2 separate regions of the Homo sapiens genome follow, and region 1 is linked to region 2. Evidence: read pairs that join two places in POLR2A ChIA-PET (ENCODE). Cell type or tissue: OCI-LY7. All regions are shown on one strand. Links, peaks and the distances in the headings refer to the core of each region. The heading gives the core; the rest is flanking DNA.

Evidence for each region. Peaks named below come from ENCODE experiments on the same cell type or tissue, not always from the same donor. Only the 100,000 strongest peaks of a DNase experiment are listed, where the experiment ranks them.
Region 1: POLR2A ChIA-PET joins it to region 2 with 5 read pairs; 2 of 35 experiments call an interaction of 5 or more read pairs at or near these places.

What each region holds. Positions count from the first base shown.
Region 1 is chr9:80,097,964-80,108,742 of GRCh38, forward strand. No RefSeq gene overlaps it. Among named protein-coding and RNA genes, the nearest start is that of LINC01507, 280 kb to the left of the region's middle. In OCI-LY7, for the core only: no CTCF peak of the experiment used is centred there; no DNase peak of the experiment used is centred there.
Region 2 is chr9:79,807,625-79,818,403 of GRCh38, forward strand. No RefSeq gene overlaps it. Among named protein-coding and RNA genes, the nearest start is that of LINC01507, 12 kb to the right of the region's middle. In OCI-LY7, for the core only: no CTCF peak of the experiment used is centred there; a DNase peak (open chromatin) is centred at 5,157.

The DNA of each region.
Region 1 (10,779 bases), core at 924-8,923, 290 kb after region 2:
TGGCCAGTGATTCTGAGAAGTAGCCAGGCAGGGGTATCTCAAGGTGTGCCAGGCAGCCTGCAGGTACTTTCAGAGGAATATGCCATGTGATTTAATCCTCACATCAGTATAACAAAGGCATTGGGGTCCTCATTTTGCAGAAAAAGGTCTGTATTTTTGAGTGATGGCATGATTTTCCCAGAGCCACATCACTAGGGTGTAGAAGGGTGTATTTCATTTCTGACATCGTATTTGGAAATTGTGGGTTGGAAAAGCTAATTCAGTTCCACTCAAATAAAATGGTTTACTTGTGAAATGTTTTTCCACCATCTGCGCCTCTGAAAATAGAGTGGCAGTTTCCATTATGGAATTGTAGAAAGTTTGACCCCCAAATGTACAACTGATAAAAAGTGAAATTAAATAACACACCCCACTTTAGAGAAGGAATCCCAAAATAGGTATCTTAAAATTATTTCCATTTTTTGCTTTTATGTTTATACATTTCAAAGAAGAGATTCAGCCAACCTTTATTTTTTAATGTTTGAAACAGCATTTTCCCCTGTTATTTCTGAGCAAGATAAACCCAGGAAGCACTAGAAATTTCAAGCAATATGGTTTTTTTTCTTGACGATAACACTTGAGTAGTGTAAAATATTGATAAAATAAAAAGTCACTTTTGTTATTATAAATGGTTTGGAATTATTACTTTAGTTACAAATAAATTCCAAATATAGAAGGTATTGTTACAATGACTTTGACAAGCATGATTGCTTCCATATTAGGCTCATACTACACCTCTGTACATATGTGAATCTTTGTACAAAATGTCTTTTTTTCCCAATTGAAAGGCAATTTTTAGCATGTGATAAAAGATACAGAAGGTTAAAAAAAGAGATGATTGTGAAAAGGCAGTAAACCTGCTAGCCGAGTGTCACTATCCTACTGGTTCCCAGAATCAACTATTTTTACCAGATTTTTGTTTTATTTTATTTTTATTTTATCCTTCTAGAAATACTACATGATTCTACAAACATAAAATACATATATTTATCTTTTCACTTAAATAGCAGCATACTATAAATTCACAGTTTTATATCTTGCTATTTTTACTGGCTAATACTTCTTTGAGGTCATTATATCAACACATATAGACCTACTTCATTATTTTTAGTGACTACATAGTGTTACATTGAATGGATGTGCCATAGTTTGTTTAAATGAGTACCCACAGGTGGGCATGAGTTGTAATATTTTTTGTTTTACAGACAATACTATCAAATGCTCTATGAAGTGTTTGAACCAACTTACACTTTGGCCAGCAATGTATGAATGTCTGTTTCCCTATGCTTTAGTCAACTCTATATTATCACATTTTAAAATGTTTGCCTGAATCTAACGGGGGAAAATGCTTGCTTATTGTTTTAATTTATGTTTTGCATTCATATCTTAGAAAGCAATTCATAGTTTATTCTGAGAAGTGCCTGGAACTGCTCATATATATTGAAGGATATAAATACAAATAGCAATGCAAATATTCATGTATGTACCACCTAGCTTCATGTGTAGAACATCAGTGATTTTCTTTAAAAAAGCTCTGTGGATGGTTCCCATTTCTTCTTCAGCATTCAAAGATCACGATTACCCTGAATGGCATCTTCTCTTCTCTTGCTTTTTTCAATAGTTTAATGATATTTGATGAGTCCCTAAATGTTAGATCATTTAGCTCTGTGTGCTTTTTAAGTTTCTACATGTGAAACCAAACTACATGTATATATTTGTAACATAATTTTTTTTTGCTCACTCAAAAATATTTTTTATATATTTTTTAATATTCACGAATATCTATACCTAAGAGTGTGTTTCTAGTGTTCTGAAAAATTCTCAGGTACTATCTCTTCAAAAGTTACATTCCTCATTCCAGAATTCCTCATCCTGATCTCCATGTCTCTTAACTTCTTTATTATTTCTATTTTATTTGTATTTTTTAAAATTTTATTTAGAGGTAGGGTCTTGCTCTCTTGCCCAGGCTGGAGTGCAATGGCATGATCATAGCTTACTGCAGCCTTGAACTCCTAGGCTCAAGCAATACTCACATCTCAGCCCTAGAACAGCTAGGACTACAGGGACATAGCACCATGATGCCCAGCCAAGTTTTTTCTTTAATTTTAGAGACCGGGTCTCACTATGCTGCCCAGCCTAGTCTTGAACTCCTGGCCTCAAGCCATCCTCCCATCTTGGCCTCCCAAAGTGCTGGAATTACAGGCGTGAGCCAACACACTTGGCTTCTTAACTTCTTTTCAATATTTTTCATCGATTTTGTTTTATGTTACATTTTAGAGAAAAAGTATTTATATCTCTGCATAAACTAAATATCTCAGTCTGTATAATCTATGATTTAATTTATCTGTTAACATTTTTATATCAATTTTTTAACTTCCAAAATAAGTATTATTAATTTTTATATCTCTTTTGTCTTTTTATAGTCTTTTTTCTTGCTTATATTTTAAGTCATTTTTATTTGAATGTAGAAATACAGTTATTTCACAGTTTCATTTGATAATGTTGATATCTGAAGTCCTACTAAATATAATTCTGCTATCTGTTATTTATTTTGGCTATCACTCAAAGTGCCTTGAAATCTTTGCTATTATAAATGGTATCTTTTATACAATCCATCTTCTAGTTTTGGGTTACTGGTATACAGAGACAAAACTGATGCTCACTTTACATACTGATTTTATCCACTGTCCTTGATAAATTCATAAATTAATGCTAATTTGGGTCCTTCTACATACACAATCACTTGTAAATAATGACAGCTTCCCAGTCTTCATTTATTTAAACCTTTATTTATACCTTTTATTTCTTTTCTTGCCTAACATCACCCGCTAAAATCTCTAGGTCAATGTTAACTAGAAATTACAATACTAGGCATTCTCATCTCCTTCATAATCTCAGGTGACTAGCTTTCAGTATTTCATCATTGAGCTCTACGTTTGCTATAAGGTTTTTATAGATACTTTTTAATGGATTAAGGAAGCTTCTTCCATTACTAGTTTGCTAAGAGGGCTTTCTTCATTTATCATGAAAGGACATTGAATTTTATTAATTTTTTGCATCCTCCAAAACATGGAATGATTTTCAGTTATTACTAGACATGAACCCATCTAGATTGTGATATATTATTATTTTTATCTAACGTTAGAGTCAATTTATTAATTTTTGTTTAGAAATTTTGTATCCATGTTCATGGAATTGGCCCGTAATTTTCCCATCTTGTTATGCTCTTTTCAGGCCTACAAATAACTATTTAAAAAGCATTTCCTATGTTTATATTCTCTGTAAGAGTTTTTGTAATATTGGTGGTGTTTCTTTCTCAAATGTTTGGTAGAATTCACAGGAAAGCCATCTGGACCTGCAGTTTTCTTTGTGGAAACATTTTTTTAAAGCAGCTTTATTGAGACATGATTTACATATCATAAAATTCATCCATTTAAAATGTAAACCTTAATGATTTTTAGTAAATTTACAGAATTGTGCAGCCATCACCAAAATCCAATTTTAGAACATTTTCACCACCTCAAAAATATACCTCATACTAATTTGTAGTTATTTTTATTCCAACCCCCAGTTCCAGGCAACCACTAATCTACTTTCTATCTCTATAGATCTACTTTTTCTGACCATTTGGTATAAATATAATTGTACAATATGTAGCTTTTGTCCCTAGCTTCTTTTACTTAACATAATAATTTTGAGATTCATCTATATCATAGCTATGTGATCAGCAGTTCATTCCTTTTTATTGCTGAATAGCATTTGACAATATGAATATACTTTATCTTGTTTATATATCCACCCGTTGATGAATATTGGGTATTTTTATGTTTTAGCTATTACTAATAATGTTGCTATGGACATTTATGTGTAAGCCTTTGTAAATACACGTTTTCATTTCTTAGAGTGGAATTGTCATATTGTTTGTTGTATCTATGTTTAACACCTTAAGAAACTGCCAAACTGTTTTCCAAAGTGGTTGTACCATTTTACATTTCTATATCCAATGTTGCAGTGTCTTCATATCTCAATAATACTTATTATCTTTTTTACTATAGCCATCTAGTGGGTATGAAGTGATATCTCAATGTGGTTTTGATTTGTGTTTCCTAATGACAGATGGCATTGAATATCTTTTCACATGCTTGCTTGCCATTTGTGTATCTTCTTTGAAACAATAATTATTCAAGTTATTTGCCCATTTTTTAAATTGGGCCACTAACTTTATTATCATTGAATTGTCAGTGTTCTTTATATATTCTGGATACATGTCTTTTATGAGACACAGGATTTGCAAATATTTCATCCAAGTGTCTGGCTTATCTTCTCATATTCTTAATAATTTTGAAGCACAGAAGTTTATTAGTTTGATAAAGTCAATTAAAATTTTTTTTGTTTATAAGCCATGCTTTTCTAGGTATTATAAGATACTATTATGTATTGTATCTAAGAAATCTTTTCCTAACCCTCAGGGTCAAAAAGATTTTCTCCTGTGTTTTCTTCTAAAAGTTGTATAGTCTTAGAAGTAACATTCAGGTCTATGATCCACTTTGAGTTAATTTTTGTGTCTTATGTGAAGGGTCTAAATTAATCTTTTTATGTATGCAGGTAACTAATTTTAAATGAAAAAGAATAGCAACACTGGATGTTAGTGAGGATATGAAACAAATGAAACTTTCATAAATTGTTGAGAGAATATAAAATGGTAGGATCTATTTAAGAAAATAGATGGCTGTTTATTATAAATTATAACATTTATCGACCTTATGACCAAGCAATTCCATTTTTACCCAAAACAAATGAGAATATATGTCCATAAAATAAGTTATACATGAGTAGTCATAGCAGTATTATTCATAAAAGCCCCAAATGGGAAATGGCTGCAGTGTCAATAAACTGTGATGTATTCATAAAATAGAATACACTACTCAACACTAAAAAAGGAAAAATAATGTTGTTACATGCAACAACATGGTGAATTTCAAAAACATTATCCTGAAGGTAACAAATCATACAGACAAGAGTGCCTATGTTATGATTCCGTTAATATAAATTTCTAGAAAAAGCTACCATATGATTTTCTTTACAAAGCACTAGAACAAAGGGAGAAAATATCAGAACAATAGGCATCTCAGGGTTAGAGGGGGGATGAGTATTTCTATAGAGGGAGGGTGAGAAACTTTCTGGAATGATGGACTGTTATATATTGATAGGGGTTTAAAATACCAAGATGTAAATCAAAACTCAGTGGATACACACTTAAGAATTTTGCATTTCGCTATGTGTACATTTAATTTCAAAAGAAGAAAACTACTGAAAAATTAATTAAACTGTTGTTAGAAATATATGTGTTGAACTTGCAGTTTCACTAAAATATGAGATGATTGATGGTTGGATGGATAGATATGTATCTGTGAATGGATAGATCTGTAGTAAAGTAAATATAGCAAAAAGTTAATGGTAGAATTTAGGTGGTAGGTATATGGGTGTTCACTGTTAAATTCTTTCCACTTTACTGTACATTTGAAACTTTATATAAAAATACTTTTGGAAATTTAAAAAATGTGTTTCATCATTTCCTCAAACCCCAAATTATTTATTTTACTGTCACAGAAAGAAGGAAGAAAACTTGGATTCACTTCAAGACATATTCTAGAGAAGGCCCTGTCTTCTCTTTATATTTTTATCTATATTTCAAGTTAAGAAGATGTGAAACTTTAGTCTACATCTTATCTAAATTTATTCATCTCTTTAGGGTAGCCAAACTTGCTCCTTTTTAATCATGACAATATCCAGGGGACTTTAAAGAGTATCTTAGTTAATTTATTCATTTCATGCACAGAAGCCAGTCAAAAACGTTTTTTGAGGAGCTTAATTTGATGTCTTTATTTTAAAAAAAGTTATTGGTTATTGAATTATGTAGAATGCACAAAAGTAGCCCATGATCCAAAGGAAATAAAGTTATTGTCTCTATTTACTTTGTTCCTGATGGTTCAAATGATCTTACTCTTACCAAAGTGGGATAACCTTCATTTCATATTTACAAAATGTTTATTGAGAGCCTGCTATAAACCAAGTTCAAGGGCCACAAAATCAAATAGATCATACCTCATATGATTTTGCTCTGTGTCCCCACTCAAATCTCATCTTGAATTGTAATCCCCATGTGTTGGGGGAGGGGCCTGGTGGGAGGTGATTGAATCATGGGGTAGACGTCCCCCTTGCTGTTTTGGTGATAGTGAGTTCTCAAGATATCGGTTTGTTTGAAAATCTGTGGCACTTCCCCCTTTGTCCTCTCTCTCTCTCATGCCACCATGGTAAGACGTACCTTGCTTCCCCTTCCTTTTTTCCCATGATTGTAAGTTTCCTGAGGCTTCCTTAGCCATGAGGAGCTGTAAGTCAATTAAACCTCTTCTCCTTATAAATAACCCAGTCTCAGGTAGTTCTTTAAGCAGTGTGAAGCTGGACTAATACAATATCCATAATGAGTTTAAAGTCTACAGAAGAAACTTTCCCTTTCTTATGCTTTTCCCTTTAATTTATTGTTAAAATATTGAGTTTTTAAATAATAGACTCTCCACAAAACTGCCATGCCAATGTTACTATTTTCATTTTTCCACAGTACAATTTCTTTATGCCACTATTTATTTTACATTTTTACATAATTTCTATTTTTTACATTTGACTTTATAGTAATCACATTTTCTCATGTAAATTACTCTGGAATGACCTCTTGTCATAGAGTGTAAGAGAGACTAGGAAAGAGTATAATAAAGATAGGCACAAACAAGTTTCTTCCCAAGAAAAACAAAGCAATGAAGTTAGTCTAGACTTTATTTTCCAGGAACTAGTAGCTTCCTCTCCCTTCTCTGTAGAAGAACTAGGAGTACTTGTCTTTCTTACACTCATTTTTCTACATTTTCTTAAAAGACTGCAGATAGGCCAGGTGCGGTGGCTCACACCTGTAATCCCAGTACTTTGGGAGGCCAAGGCGTGCGGATCACAGGGTCAGGAGTTTGAGACCAGCCTGGCCAATATGGTGAAACCCCGTCTCTATTGAAAATATAAAAATTAGCTGAGCGTGGTGGTGGGTGCCTGTAGTCCCAGCTACTTGGGAGGCTGAGGCAGGGGAATTGCTTGAATCTGGGTGGCAGAGGTTGCAGTGAAGTGAGATTGCACCATTGCACTCCAGCCTGGGCAACAGAGCAAGACCCTGTCTCAAAAAAAAAAAAAAAAAAAAAAGAAAAGAAGAAGAAAAGCCTACAGATATAAAAAGATTTTGTCTTTATCAATAAAATTGTAAGCTCTGAGGCCAGACGGGATTGCTCATGCCTGTAATCCCAGCACTTTGGGAGGCCGAGGCAGGCAGATCACGAGGTCAGGAATTCGAGACCAGCCTGACCAACATGGTGAAACCTTGTCTCTACTAAAAATACAAAAATGAGGCCTGGCGCAATGGCTCACGCCTGTAATCCCAGCACTTCGGGAGGCCAAGGCGGGCGGATCACGAGGTCAGGAGCTCAAGACCATCTTGGCTAACACGGTGAAACCCCGTCTCAACTAAAAAAAAAATACAAAAAATTAGCCGGGCGTGGTGGCGGGCGCCTGTAGTCCCAGCTACTAGGGAGGCTGAGGCAGGAGAATGGCATGAACCCAGGAGGTGGAGCTCGCAGTGAGCTGAGATCGTGCCACTGCACTCCAGCCTGGGCCAAAGAGTGAGACTCTGTCTCAAAAAAAAAAAAAAAAAAAAAAATTGTAAGCTCTGTGACTTTTCAGAAAAAGTAAGGCTTGTTTTAAACATCTTGATATATTTAAATAACGGTGTTTTTTTTTTAGCTAAAAAAACTAAAGAATTAAAAACTATAGCCTTCCATGTGAACATAGAAAAACTACTTGTCCTATTTAGTAAAATGTTGTTAGGACTTGTCTTTCGTTGATTCTCAAGAAAAGGACAGTAGAAGGAGAAGATCAGAATTTGTGAGTCAAGAAAGCACGCATACACATGAAAGCTTGGGAATTGAGAATTTGGGAGAAATCTAAACACTTATAATAAATTCTTAATTACTTAGCTTCTTGTCTGTATTTGCTTTTTCTCTAAAACAAATGTTATTTATTCCAGAGATGAGCAGCTGGATTTGTGAAATATACATGAAATGTTGCTTGAGTTGGAACTATTTTAGGTGAAAAAATATTATCACAGTATCTAGTGAACCAGCAGTCTTCTGAAATGGGGCAGAAGCGATGAATGGTTTTACCTTCGTAATTTTTGAAAAAATCAGAGTCATACCTGAAAGTGAGTCTTCCTATTAATTTATAGATATGGTATTAAATGTTATTAGTTTATAAGACAAAACTTTACCTGAATGCATTTGGTTGACCATAATTGGTATCAGGCTAGGTAGTGTAGCAAAACTCAACAAAGAATTTGACCTATTGGCAGGAAGGATTCTAAGAAGAGAAAGAGTAGAGGTAACGGTGTGTTACAGAATTAGGCATAGCAGGAATTAGAAATAGGTATTAGGCTATGTGGGTTAATTTTGAGTATGTCTTGGAAGACCTCGGTTAATTTGGAGCCCGTGAATTATACCAGGTAAGGACTCTTGAGTTTGGGTCCAGTGAAACATTGAGGTGGATAAGGGCAGAAGGTCAGAGGAAGGAGAATAAACAGTTGCCATTTCGCTTATTCATATGACATATTTATACTGGGAGCTTATTGCAATTAACACTGCACATTCAATGATGAGAAATATATGTATAGTCTTTGTATCAGTCAGAGTCTCAGCAAGAAAGAGAAGGTACACTCCAAATGAACAATTTGAGTAGATCTTCTTTGAGAAGAATTATTTACATAGGTATGGGCAGGATTTCAGGAAACCAGCAAGGCACGGTGTTGGGTTCTAAGGCAGTTACAGTGGAAAATGGTTACCAGGAAAAGTAGCTGCTTTGAGAAACTGACAGAAACAGAGGCATTGGATACAAGTGTGCCATCTAACCATGATAACCCACTATAACTAGGACACTTATCTCCATCTCACTTTGTCCTTGTCCTCCAGTCTCCTGAGAATGCCTCACATTGATCACACCCAACTGGAAGCAAGAGGACAATGAAGCCTGTTGATAGAGTGCATGTGAATCAGCAGCTTCTGGGGCAGAGAGAAGGGTGGAGAAGGTTGGACAGTGGATAAGGGTGGACTGTGGATAAGGGTGGGTGGCAAACGGAAGATAACCAGCAGAGCTTCTCTTCTCACGAAGCTTTCATTTTAGGGCAGTGATTTCATTTAGGGCAGTGAGGAAGATTTTGCTCCCTCAGAGGACATTTGGCAATGTTTGGTGATATTTTTTAAATTGTCACAACTTGAGGGAGTGGTGCTACTGGCATCTTGTGTGTAGAGGCCAGTAGAGGGCAAGGATGCTGCGAAACATCATACAATGCACAGTATTGCACACGCCTCCCTCAAAACAAAGACTTGTTTAGCCTGAAATTCCAACAGTGAGGAGGTCTGTTTTAGTGCAGGAAAAAATATTTGTCAAATTATCATATAAATGAATGTAAAATTGTAAACTATGCAGTATTCTGTGAAAGATGGTCACTTACTGCTATCAAGATGCAGGATCAGAGAGGCTTTTGTGAAGATAGGATGATTAAGATTTGAAGGGTGAATCAGAGGTAAGTAGAGCAAGGAAGAGGAGGGGAAAAATAATCCGAGCAGAGAAAACACCATATCAAATGCCTAAGGCAAGAAGCAGAATGGAAATCTTCAAGAAAAGGAAGGAACTCTGGTGGGATGGAATGCAGAGAAAAAGAGAGAACTTGGTACAACACTGGATTGCTGGACCCAGGCCAGATGCAGCAGGGAATTTTGGACCATTTAAGAAGTGCAATGTCTTTGAGCACATACATAGGTGCAAATAGTAGACATGCAGATGCTTATCCTCAAAGGTAAATCAAGATACAGAAAAACATAGCCACTTTTAGGATGTCCTTTTAGGACAAGATGGGGGTGAACAGACAGTTAGAATAGCCTCCCCTCCACTGCCCCTCTAGAGGCAACACGGCCTGTGATTAAGGGTATTCAATCTCTGGAGCCAAATTGCCTGAGCATAAATCCTGCCAGACACTGATGAACTGTTTGACTATGAGCAAGATAAACTTTCTGAGCCTATTTCCTCCTCTGTAAAAAAGGGCTAATAATGGTATATTCCTCATAGTGTTATGAAAAAAATTAAAAATGGAAACAATGTCTGGATAGTGCCTGGCACATAGTAAGCATCTCACATAGTATTAGTAGTAGCAGTAGCAGTAGTAATATTTGTTGTTGTTGTTGTTGTTGTTCAAAAAAAAAAAGGGTTGGGATATTGTTGCCTGTTAGCCGAATTTAGTGACTGCCTGCTTTTGTACATAAAGTTTTACTGGAACACAGCCATGCTTATTTGCTTGCATATCTCTATGTCTGCTTTCACATAATGATGACAGAATTAAGTTGTTGGAATAGAGACTATATGGCCTACAAAGCTGAAAATATTTACTGTCTGGCTCTTTACAAAATACGTTTTCAGACCCTTACTCTAGAGGGATTAAGCACTGCTTGTCCCATGGAACTGAGCCATCATGGGTTCCTTCAACAGTTTTCTGAAGACACTGTAAAAACTCTCTTTCCATATTTTGAGTCCTTATTCCACTTTCTAAAAGTGCACTTACCCTATATTCTAAACTAGCTCCCAGAATCTCGACTCTTTTTTAGT
Region 2 (10,779 bases), core at 1,259-9,258:
ATCTCTACTAAAATACAAAAAATTAGTAGGGCGTGGTGGAGCGTGCCTGTAGTCCCAGCTACACAGGAGGCTGAGGCAGAAGAATCGCTTTAACCCGGGAGGAGGAGGTTGCAGTGAGCGGAGATAGTGCCACTGCACTCCAGCCTGGGAGACACAGCGAGACTCCGTCAAGAAAGAGAGAGAGAGAGAGAGAGAGAGAGAGAGAGAAAAGAAGGAAGGAAGGAAGGAAGAAAAGAAAGAAAGAAAAGAAAAGAAAAAGGAAAAGGAAAGAAAAGAAACTCAGACCTTGAGTAGAGATGATCCCATGCAAGCTGGTGAAATGAGGTGTTATCCAGTGGAGCATTTGTTCCTCCCCAAGGGGAGGTTTTACCAATGGTTTGGGTGCCCTTCAGTGTGCTTACATTGAGTGGCATCAGGTTTTCAGGTTAACTAACTTCAGTCCCAGTGGCTGTGGTGGGAGATCAGTTGCAGCTGCGCTAATTCTGCTACCCTTCAATGTGGCCATATGAGCAAGTGTTAGGTTTGCACTTTGCAGAGAAAATGAATATGTCATAATCCCAATTCCTCCCTGGGTATTTTGGTTGGCTTCAAGTGCCATTCCTTTTGTAATTAAGTGGGAAAGAGAAAACAGATGGTCACCTTGTCAAATCTTGTTTTCAAGTTAAATACACACAGCCTTTTTTCCTAAGTAGGATAATTCCTTTTTAATGGTAACGCTTTAAGACAGGGAAACATTGGTGGCTGTGTCTAGAGTGCAATGAATCTGCATGTATTGTCTACCTGCTTGAACAGTGAGCTTGGAAAAAAAAAAGTCCTCGATTTTTAAGAACGTGCCACCTAGAATCTTCTGTGTTGTCTATAACTGTGATTATTTAGCTTCTCTCTTATTCAGCCTTCTCAGGGTTACACCTTCTCCACATATGGCTAAAGTGCATGCATGGAGCAATGATATTTACCTGGAGACTAGACAGTGCCATTCAACTGGATATTAAAGGAACAGTGAGGAGAGTTCCTCTGGTGGTCCCACTATCTCTGCATTTTATTTACTTTTGGATATTGAGAAGGATCTGGAGAGGTGAAAGAATTGAATGACTCAATAATTCCTCAAAACTGGAAGCAATCTCTTATCCATTAACTTCCTGGAACAATGAGGACCAATTGATTAGGGAGCTCTTAGGTCCTTCTTAGATCTTTCTCCATGCTATGAGGAACATAGAGAAAATACCATCATTTTTTTCAAAAAATTATAAAACAGTATAGTGAGAATCGATTGAATGCTGTCTACTGGGCACTTTATGGCCCTCTAAGAGTATATCTAGATCAATTGCTTTATTAGAATGATGAGATAACTAGTCCCTCTCCCCTGCTTTTGTGAAGGGATAGGGAAATGAGAAACGGATCTTGTCTTTGCTAATTCCAAAGTCTCTCTTTCACTCCCTTAAGTGCTTCTTTCTTACTTTCTTGTCCTTTTACCGTTACACTCTCTGGAACATCCACACTATCCAGACAGAGAGAAAACCTTGATTCAGCTTCTATTCTAGAAAAACACAAGATTTTTGTCACTGCTTTGCTAGCAATCAACAGTGATTTCTTGAGTGCCTACTGTGTGCTTAGAAGTGTGTTGGAGTCCTCCCTCTTTCCCTTAAGCGGAACACATTGATTTTTAGAACACTTTTAGTTAAGACTTTAATTTAAAATCCAATGTTATTTTAAAAATGTTTGTCATTCCTCCTGGATTTCTGAAGTCTTTTCCTGTCTATGTGTTGGCTTGGGGGAAATTTCCTTTTTCTTTGTTTATTTCATTTTGCTACAAGTAAAGGAGACAATTTAAGCTTGGTATTTTTGTGAAGTTTCTTTAAAAGCGTTTTGACATTGTGGTTGGTGGTCTGATTAGTTCAGAAAGAATTTGTATTTAGTATAAGTGCTTTTTATCTAAAAATATATAGCTTGAGAGACCAGCTAATACTGTGTACTCAACTTAAAATATGCCTATGTACATATTTAAGCTCAGTTTGGCTAAAAAGTCCTTTGAACTAGAACATCACATACCACTCCCCAATTCCCATGCTCGAATGTTGGCTAACAGAGAGGACAGTAAAAGATAAAGATCCCTTGAACATATAGAACCTATATAAGTCTAAATTTAAACAAATAACAACTGGACTTTAACCACTGCTGGACAAATATTATCAGCTCAGAAATGGAGACCTAAATACTGATTCATTGATTGTTTAATTAAATTTATTATTAATAAATTAATTGTCCAAAAAAAAAGTCTGGGTAGTATGAATTCCACTCTGAATGGGGCTACACAGCCAAAACAAATGACTTTTGCACAGGATTTTATTTTCCTCTATGATTCTTAAGGAAGGTCTTCTTTGGATTATTCACTGTTCTTGGCTTTTTTATTATTCCTGGAGGAAAGGCTGCACAAAACCACAAATATTTCAAATGTCATTGTTATCATTGAAATTACTCATTCAGACTGCAAATGAAACCAGGAATGTTTTTGCCATTTAAAACTTCCAGAAGAAGAGTGAAAAAAATACAGAGTCTTCAAGGTTAAGCAGATGTGGTAAAAGCACATTCGTTCAATGTTTGTTTTGCTAATGAAAGTGAAAGTTTAATGCATGTTACAGATTTCTCCTCTGCCTTTTGTTAAACTGTTTTTTGATTATGAAGTTGAAAAAGGAAATTGTAAGAACATAATTTTCTTTAAGATCTGAAAACTCAAGAATTTTGATTGAGTGACATATATCTTTCATTTTTTAATTAATGCATTAATCTGTGTGGCATTGTAATTTATAATTTAGAAGTTATATTTTATTGAAAAGTGTTTTTAATAGTGTTAACTGGTTTGTTCATCTGGGACAGTTTGATGAGTTCAACTTTTTGTTTTTATATATATGTACATATTTTTTGAGACAGGGTCTCACTTTGTTGCCCAGGCTGCAGTGCAGTGGCATGATTATGGCTCACTGCCACCTGGAACTCCTGGGCCCAAGCGATACTCCCACCTCATTCTTCTGAGTAGGTGGGACTACAGGCAAGTGCCAACAGGTCTAGCTAGGTGTTTTGGTTTTTTAAAAAATATCTTTTGTAGAGATAGGGTCTTCCTATGTTGCTCAGGCTGATCTCCAACTCCTAGGCTCAAGTGATCCTCTTGCCTCAGCCTCCCAAAGTGCTGGAATTACAGGCGTGAGCCACCACGCCTGGCCAAGTTCAACTTTGTAAGAAAACTTACAAATTTCTCAGAACTGGTTTCTAAGACTTTGGTCTCTTTAAGGATGCCTTTTTCACCCTTGGCCTAGGTACTTGATCTTGAAGTTCTAAAATGGGATTTTTCTCTTGGCTTGTATCCCAGCTTCCCACATTTTTTTGAGGGAGAACTTGAAGATGATTACAGGAATTCATTTTTTTTCCTCTTTGCATTTTGAAGATGAAGAAAACATTATCTGTGTGAAGTTTAAACTCCTAGATGATTACTTAGAGTAATAATAATAGTATGTGGTATTTACCTGAAAAGATGCTATGAGTTAAGAAAATTTTAATTCTTATTTTTTAAAAATGCTATTAGATTTAGGTACAGTTAAAAATATCACTGTAATCCCAGCACTTTGGGAGGCCGAGGCAGGTGGATCACGAAGTCAGGAGTTCAAGACCAGCCTGGCCAAGATGGTGAAACCACGTCTCTACTAAAAATACAAAAATTAGCCGGACATGGTGGTGGGCGCTTGTAATCCCAGCTACTCCAGAGGCTGTGGCAGAGAATGCTTAAATATGTGAGGCGGAGGGTGCAGTGAGCCGAGATCTCCCCACTGCACTCCAGCCTGGGCGACAGAGCGAGACTCTGTCTCAAAAAAAAAAAAAAAAAAAAAAAAATCACTGAGGTAGCTAATGGGTGATGGTTGCCAACTGATTTCTGGTGTTGACAACTAGATTTCCTTTTTGTTCTCCCTTCAACTTCAGTCATCCTGTAGTTACCACTTGCTGTCCCTCCCTGACATGAGCACTTGTTTTATGTTTGTTTTTTTTTTGAGACGGAGTTTTATTCTTGTTGCCCAGGCTGGAGTGCAATGGCATGATCTTAGCTCACTGCAACCTCTGACTCCCGGGTTCAAGCAATTCTTCTGCCTCAGCCCTGCCAGTAGCTGAGATTACAGGCATGTGCCACGTAGAGACGGGGTTTCACCATGTTAGTCAGGCTGGTCTTGAACTCTTGACCTCAGGTGATCTGCTCGCCTTGGCCTCCCAAAGTGCTGGGATTACAGGCGTGAGCCCCCATGCCCGCCCTGAGTACTTGTTATTTCATACTAAGTAATGAATACTACAGTTTGTTAAGTTCAATGCCTAACTAAATATGACCGATGAATGCTTACCAGCCACCTGAAAGTTAAGACCGGCTATGAAGCACCACCCCCGATCCCAGGGGTTACAACTTGAAATCAACATTTGCATATACCTTTAGAAAAATTATTATGGAAATTTCTGGAATGTTGCCATACTCCCTATTTGAATTCAAATGATAATATAGTCAATTCAGGAAAGAAAATCATCCTAAAATTTCGTATTATGATTAGAAGTGTAATTTCGCTGAAATAGAAAATTTCTAATTATTAAATTTGATGAGTCACCACTCTCTAAGCAAAGATTCTGGGCACTGAGACTTTGGAGACAATGACTACACTCGGCCCTGTGCTTGCCACATTGTTAGCACTCTATAAATATTTGCTGCATTAAAACTGAAAAGGTCACCCACTCTTAAAGTCAGGGAAAGCTTTACTAATTTTTCTTGTGTTGCTTTAAAACAGCATGCTGATTAATTTCCACTATGAAAATAAAAAGTTTTCTGTCTAAATCTAGCTAAGAATTTAATAATAATGGAGGAGTAAGAGGATGGACTGAGAAAGAAAGAGAAAAGAAAAAAGGAAGAGAGCCAGAGGAAGAAAAGAGAAGGGAGGAAGGAAGGAAATGAAGACAGTCTGCACCCGCATTTGGTTGCTGTCCTGAGATTAAGCCCGACCACACGAAAACCCAAAGGAAGCAAGCATCATTTAACATTCAACTTGCAATTCATTTTGTGACTCTATCATTATGCCAGCTCATTTGTCTGCAGTTTAAAATGTGTTATAAAGTCAAAACTTAGAAGTAAAATTCTTTCACTTCCTGATACTAGAGTGAGCGTAGTACATCTGCCTGTTTTGGATCATTTCTAAGCATTTCTCAAAGGTTAGTTCCACTTTGCCTGAAAGATCGTGTTTTGAACCATTAAAAACTGTTGGCTCAAAACTTCGTCAGATCACAATTTCTTTTTTAAAATTATCTCTTGGCAGATATTATCATTTAAAAGGTTTAACATTAGTTACCCTGCTCTATTAATTTTATTTCTAAAATGTCTCTTGAATATATCTGCTTTTATCCATCCCTCTAGGCACTTTCATTATGTCCTTAACACCTCTCACCAAGCCTGTCACTAGGTCCTAGGTTGCCTTCCGTTCCAATCTTCACTAATTTAATTATTTCTTTAGGCTGTTAGCAGGATTATTTTCCCAGGAAATACGATACATCCTGAATTGTTTTTTTCTTCCAAACCCTTCAGGGGTTTGTATTTGCTTATATAACAAAAGTTTGGAGTACCTGGTAAATATTCAAGATCTTTTATCATTGACTTCTCAAATACCATCTCAGTCTCAACTTCTCCTCCCTTCCTTGTTATATTTCTGTACCAATGAGTTACACAAATGCACTGGATAGTTTCACATTTCTTTGTCTCTGTTCATGTTAATTCCTCATCCCAAAAGTCCTTACTCTGCTTTTACAGTTTTGGAAATCCTAGCTCAACTCAAATATCACTTCCTCCATGAAACCCTGAGTGTATTACTCAGCTGAAGGTAATTGTTCTTTCCTCTATCCCCTACGTGAAGTAAATTAATATGATGTTAGAGATGGAAAAAGTTTTACACTTCAATCATTCTCCATTCAGGCATCATCTTGGTATTGGAGAGGCAATTTAGTTTTCAATGAAAGATACAAATGAGAGTAAATAAAAGAAGTATTTATTGGCTCAAGTAACTGAAAATCCAGTAGTTCGGCTGGCTGAATTCAGTGCCTGGCTAATGTTCTCAGCGATCTGTCCCTTATTATATTTCCTGGCTCTGATTTTCTCCATGTTGGGTTCAGTCTTAAGCAGACCCTACACTCATATATGATGGGAAAGCGGTTCTCAGAAGCTCCAGATTTACATAGTATTTTTAGCTCTCAATCTCCGAAGGAGAGAAATCCTCTTTCACAGCATTTATATCAACTCGTCATATGACTTGGATTGTTTGGAGGTGGGACATGTGTCTACCTTGGGGCTATCATTGTCTCTGGGAAGCCTGGGTTATCGGATTGGCCAGTCTGGGTCATAAGCTTGTCTCTATGATGAAGGAGGTAGGGTCATGTGATGAACAGGCAGAATCATGTAGAGTGAGAAACGGTTTCCAAAAAAAGTAATTTTTATTTGTTACATTCTCTATTGGGTACTTTCATTTGCCCTCTGTTACAGCTAACTGTTTATTTGTATCTGATCTTTGAATTTTAAGATTATTGAGAGCAAGAATCAAAACACATTTAATAAATGTTTGTCTCTTAGCTGAATGAAGGACCCAACAGGCAGACAACAAATGAAATAATATCTAAAGTCACCATTTTATTTGACTTATGTTCTTTCATACCTTTTTAAACCTCATTGACGAGACTTGATACTTTCCTGTAATTAAGGAAAATTGGCCGTCACATAAAATGGTGGACAGGATTAATTTTGAGATACAATCAATTTACTTAAAATATCAGACCCCAAATACTTCTAGCCATGATTTGGCTAGCAAAAGCCATTATAAATTAAAGTTTTCCCCTTTAGAAAAATTATTGCTGTTACTAGAAAAAATGTTGATATCGTTTATTACCATTACTAAAACAACAACATTTGATGCTTGCATTAAAAAATTTATCATAATTTGACAGTTTTGTTTTATAGTTTTAGGAAATACAAGGTCTCTCCAAGTAGAGTATTAAAATCTTCAAAATGGGCCAGGCGCGGTGTCTCATGCCTGTAATCCCAGCACTTTGGGAGGCCAAGGCAGGCAGATCGTGAGGTCAGGAGTTCGAGACCTGCCTGGCCAACATGGTGAAACCCATCTCTACTAAAAATACAAAAAATTAGCCAGGCGTGGTGATGCACGCCTGTAATCCCAGCTACTCCGTAGGGTAAGGCAGGAGAATCGCTTGAACCCAGGAGGCGGAAGTTGCAGTGAGCCTAGATGGTGCCATTGCACTCCAGCCTGGGCGACAGCGAGACTCCATCTCAAGGAAAAAAAAAAAATCTTCAAAATGGAAAATTAAGGAGTAGTTCCTTTTTTCTGTTCTTAGTAACTTTAGCTAATCTAAGGAAATAAAAGGAAATAGACCCGCTTTGCAGTCTTCGCTCAAAATAATTTACCTGCTTTATTTAAACTAGTTATTTCATTGGCATGATGTTCCACAAGACCATTGATCACCATGGCCATGACATGAACAGTACCATATTGTGAGCACCTAATTTATATTGTTTTCTTCAATTAGCATTTTTTTTTCTTTTCTTTTTTTTTTTTTTTAGATTGAGTTTCGCTCTTGTTGCCTAGGCTGGAGTGCAATGGCACAATCTCAGCCCACCATAACCTCCGCCTCCCGGGTTCAAGCAATTCTCCTGCCTCAGCCTCCCAAGTAGCTGGGATTACAGGCATGCGCCACCACTCCCGGCTAATTTTGTATTTTTAGTAGAGATGGGGTTTCTCCGTGTTGGTCAAGCTGGTCTAGAACTCCCGACCTCAGGTGATCCACCTGCCTCAGCCTCCCAAAGTGCTGGGATTACAGGCGTGAGCCACCATGCCTGGCCCAATGAGCTTTTAATAAAGTAATGTGTAAGCTTGTTTTCATCAAGTCTGTGTTCTAGAGATTGTGTAGTGTAAATGCAAGCATTCTGGATTTGGAACCAGACTTAACCTAATATGAAATCTAACTCTGCCACTGCTTAGCTCTTGGTGTCACAAATCACTTAGCCTCCCTGTCCCTCAGTTTACTGCTTTGCGAAATGGGGCTAATAATATCTGGTTCAGAGAACTGTGAAGAATGAAGGGGTAATGTGATATTGTTGACAGAGTATATGGCACATTGTAAGGGCTCAATCTAATATAAAGACTATTATCATTATGGCTCCTATTATACTGCTACTAGTACTAATTGCTTTCTAGAAAAAAGCAAAGCTGTAAATCACTGAGGAAGGGATATTTGATCGGTCTTACTAAAGCACTCCTGCTTAAAGGGAAAAATGTTTGTGGTGTAAATGTTGGAATTTGTAAGACAGAGCAATGTTCTTATTTCACCACTGAAGAAATGCCCTGCTTTCAACCTTTTGATGGACAGATGTCTTTGCTGCTTTTACATCCCACCCCACCATGCTCTTCCTCCCTAACTGCAACTACCAGTATTTTGTGACAAAAGACTCTTCCTCCCTAGATAGACTGTGGGGATCACTAGGCCAGTCCCAGTGTGACTTCTTACTTCCCATAAGATAGAAATGTCTTACTCCATTTGAGATTAAATTTGATCTTTCTGGGAAATGTAAAGCTACTGTACTCCAGTTTCTTAAATATAAAGGTTGTGAGGTGAAGCAAGGCATAGCATACATGGAGATCTAAATAGCCATCCCAGGGTTCTAATGAGGCCACAAATCACAGAACTCCATTATGGTCAGAGTCGTGGTAGCATTAGACTGACCATAGCTTGCTTAACCTTACTGGTGCCACAATTTTGGGGTAAGCACATTATCTCCCTGTAAAGCACATTTCTATTTAATACGTGCACATGCAGCAGGTATTTATTCTTACACCAGTTCCCCACCCATCGTTATTTGCTGTGAATAGTAATTTTAGAAAATATTTATTTTGCAATGATTTTGGACTTATGAAAGTGTCACAAGACTGGTTTAGAGAATTAAGGACTTTATTTGGATTCACCAATTTTATTTTGAAGGAACACGTGCTAGAGGTTTTAGCTCATCATTAGTGAGGGAAACAGGCAAATATTACAGCTAGTTCAAAGGTTCATTTATAGATCAGGAATATCAAAATACATTTGCATATGGATGCAAGCTAGCTTCTTCTGCAGAAATGGAAGGAAGACAACCTCTACTTGACAGAATTTATTTACTGCCTCTCGACAAGAATTACTTTGCATTGCTCTGCTAATTCACTAATGTTTAACATTTTGCCACATATCCTTTGTCATTCCCTCTTTCTCTAATTAAATTTTTCTGAACCCTTTGAGAGTAATTTGTATGCATCATGCCTCATACTCTTTAGTACCTTTAATTCACTGTGAATTGTCTAAGAAAACACATTCTCTTACATAACCACAACAAATAATTAAATTCAGGAAACTTATCATTGATACAATACTTTAATCTACAGTTCATGTTTTGTCAGTTGTCCTAATAATGTCCTTGATAGCATTTTTTCCATTCTGTAGCACTGAATTCAGTCCGGGGTCCCACATTTCATCTAGTTATCTTTAGTCTCCTTTATATTTTTTAAAAATTTGAAGTTTGTCTACATTGGAAATTTAGAGTCAAAGATTGTGGCATTTCTATATTTGTGTGTGCATGTGTGTGTTGCTTCATTTATGATAATATCCTTAGCTATTATGTCAAAAGCTGACTTTTTTTTTAAGTGCATTTCAACTCCAAAGTAATACTGAGGGGAAAATAGCAAGCATAAATCAGAACATCAAAGTAAGTCCCATCATGCCTACAGTGTACAAATAGCTGTTGATGAGTTTGCCATGCTTACTGAACTGAATAAGTATAAAAGCTTTTCATGTGCATTCCTGTTTTCAGGCCCAATACAGTACGTTAACCTCAGAATATCAAATTGAATCAGAGGTTCTGAGAAGAGCAGCCTGAAAAGCCGTTAGAATGACACTCTTCATTACACTATCTAGATTCAGGTTTCAGACAACCATAACCGGGGCTTTCCCAACCTCTCACCTAAAGTCAAATGTGCACAGCCACCCAAATCACTGCCTGCCTTCCTGCAAGGGCTCCCAGACCTCTTAAAGTGGGAAGTCCACCCAGTCCCGGAAAGCTGAGCCCGGAATTATAAAGAACCTTTTTGTGATGACATTCTTCCTGGCGAGTCTCAAATAAACAGCCCCTGCAAGGCAGCTTGCCACACAGTGTGTCAGCACATATTATGCAGTCTGGTGCTGAGTGGATGTGTCAGCTGCCCATTAGACCACACTAAAATAGTATTGCTGGGAGCCTGAAGCATGAAGCATGATATTAGATAAAGTGATGAAATTTCACTCGATTAAAGAGCCGGGTCAAGGACAGTTACCTCAGGAAATTCCTTTTTTCCTCGAATATTCTCACAACTTTGATGAATTTATCATTTTCTTGCTTATTTTTCATTATTGTCTGGGGCTTTGTGAACAATAAAATGTGCCCTCAGCAGGCACTGACATATTGGAGTGATCAGAATCATAGGTTATGTTGATTCAAAGAAGGAAAGGGAAAAAAAGACGAGATTGACATTGCTGCAGGTCAAAAGCCCTTGGAAATGTTGGATTGATTTGTTTAGACGTTGTTTGATTTCTCTCTCTCTTTTTCTTTCTCTAGCTCTTTTTTTCCCCTCAAGTAGAGGGATAGGAAAAAGAACAGAGAAGGGTAATCTTTTTTATTTTAGGCCAGTTGAAGGAGAGAAA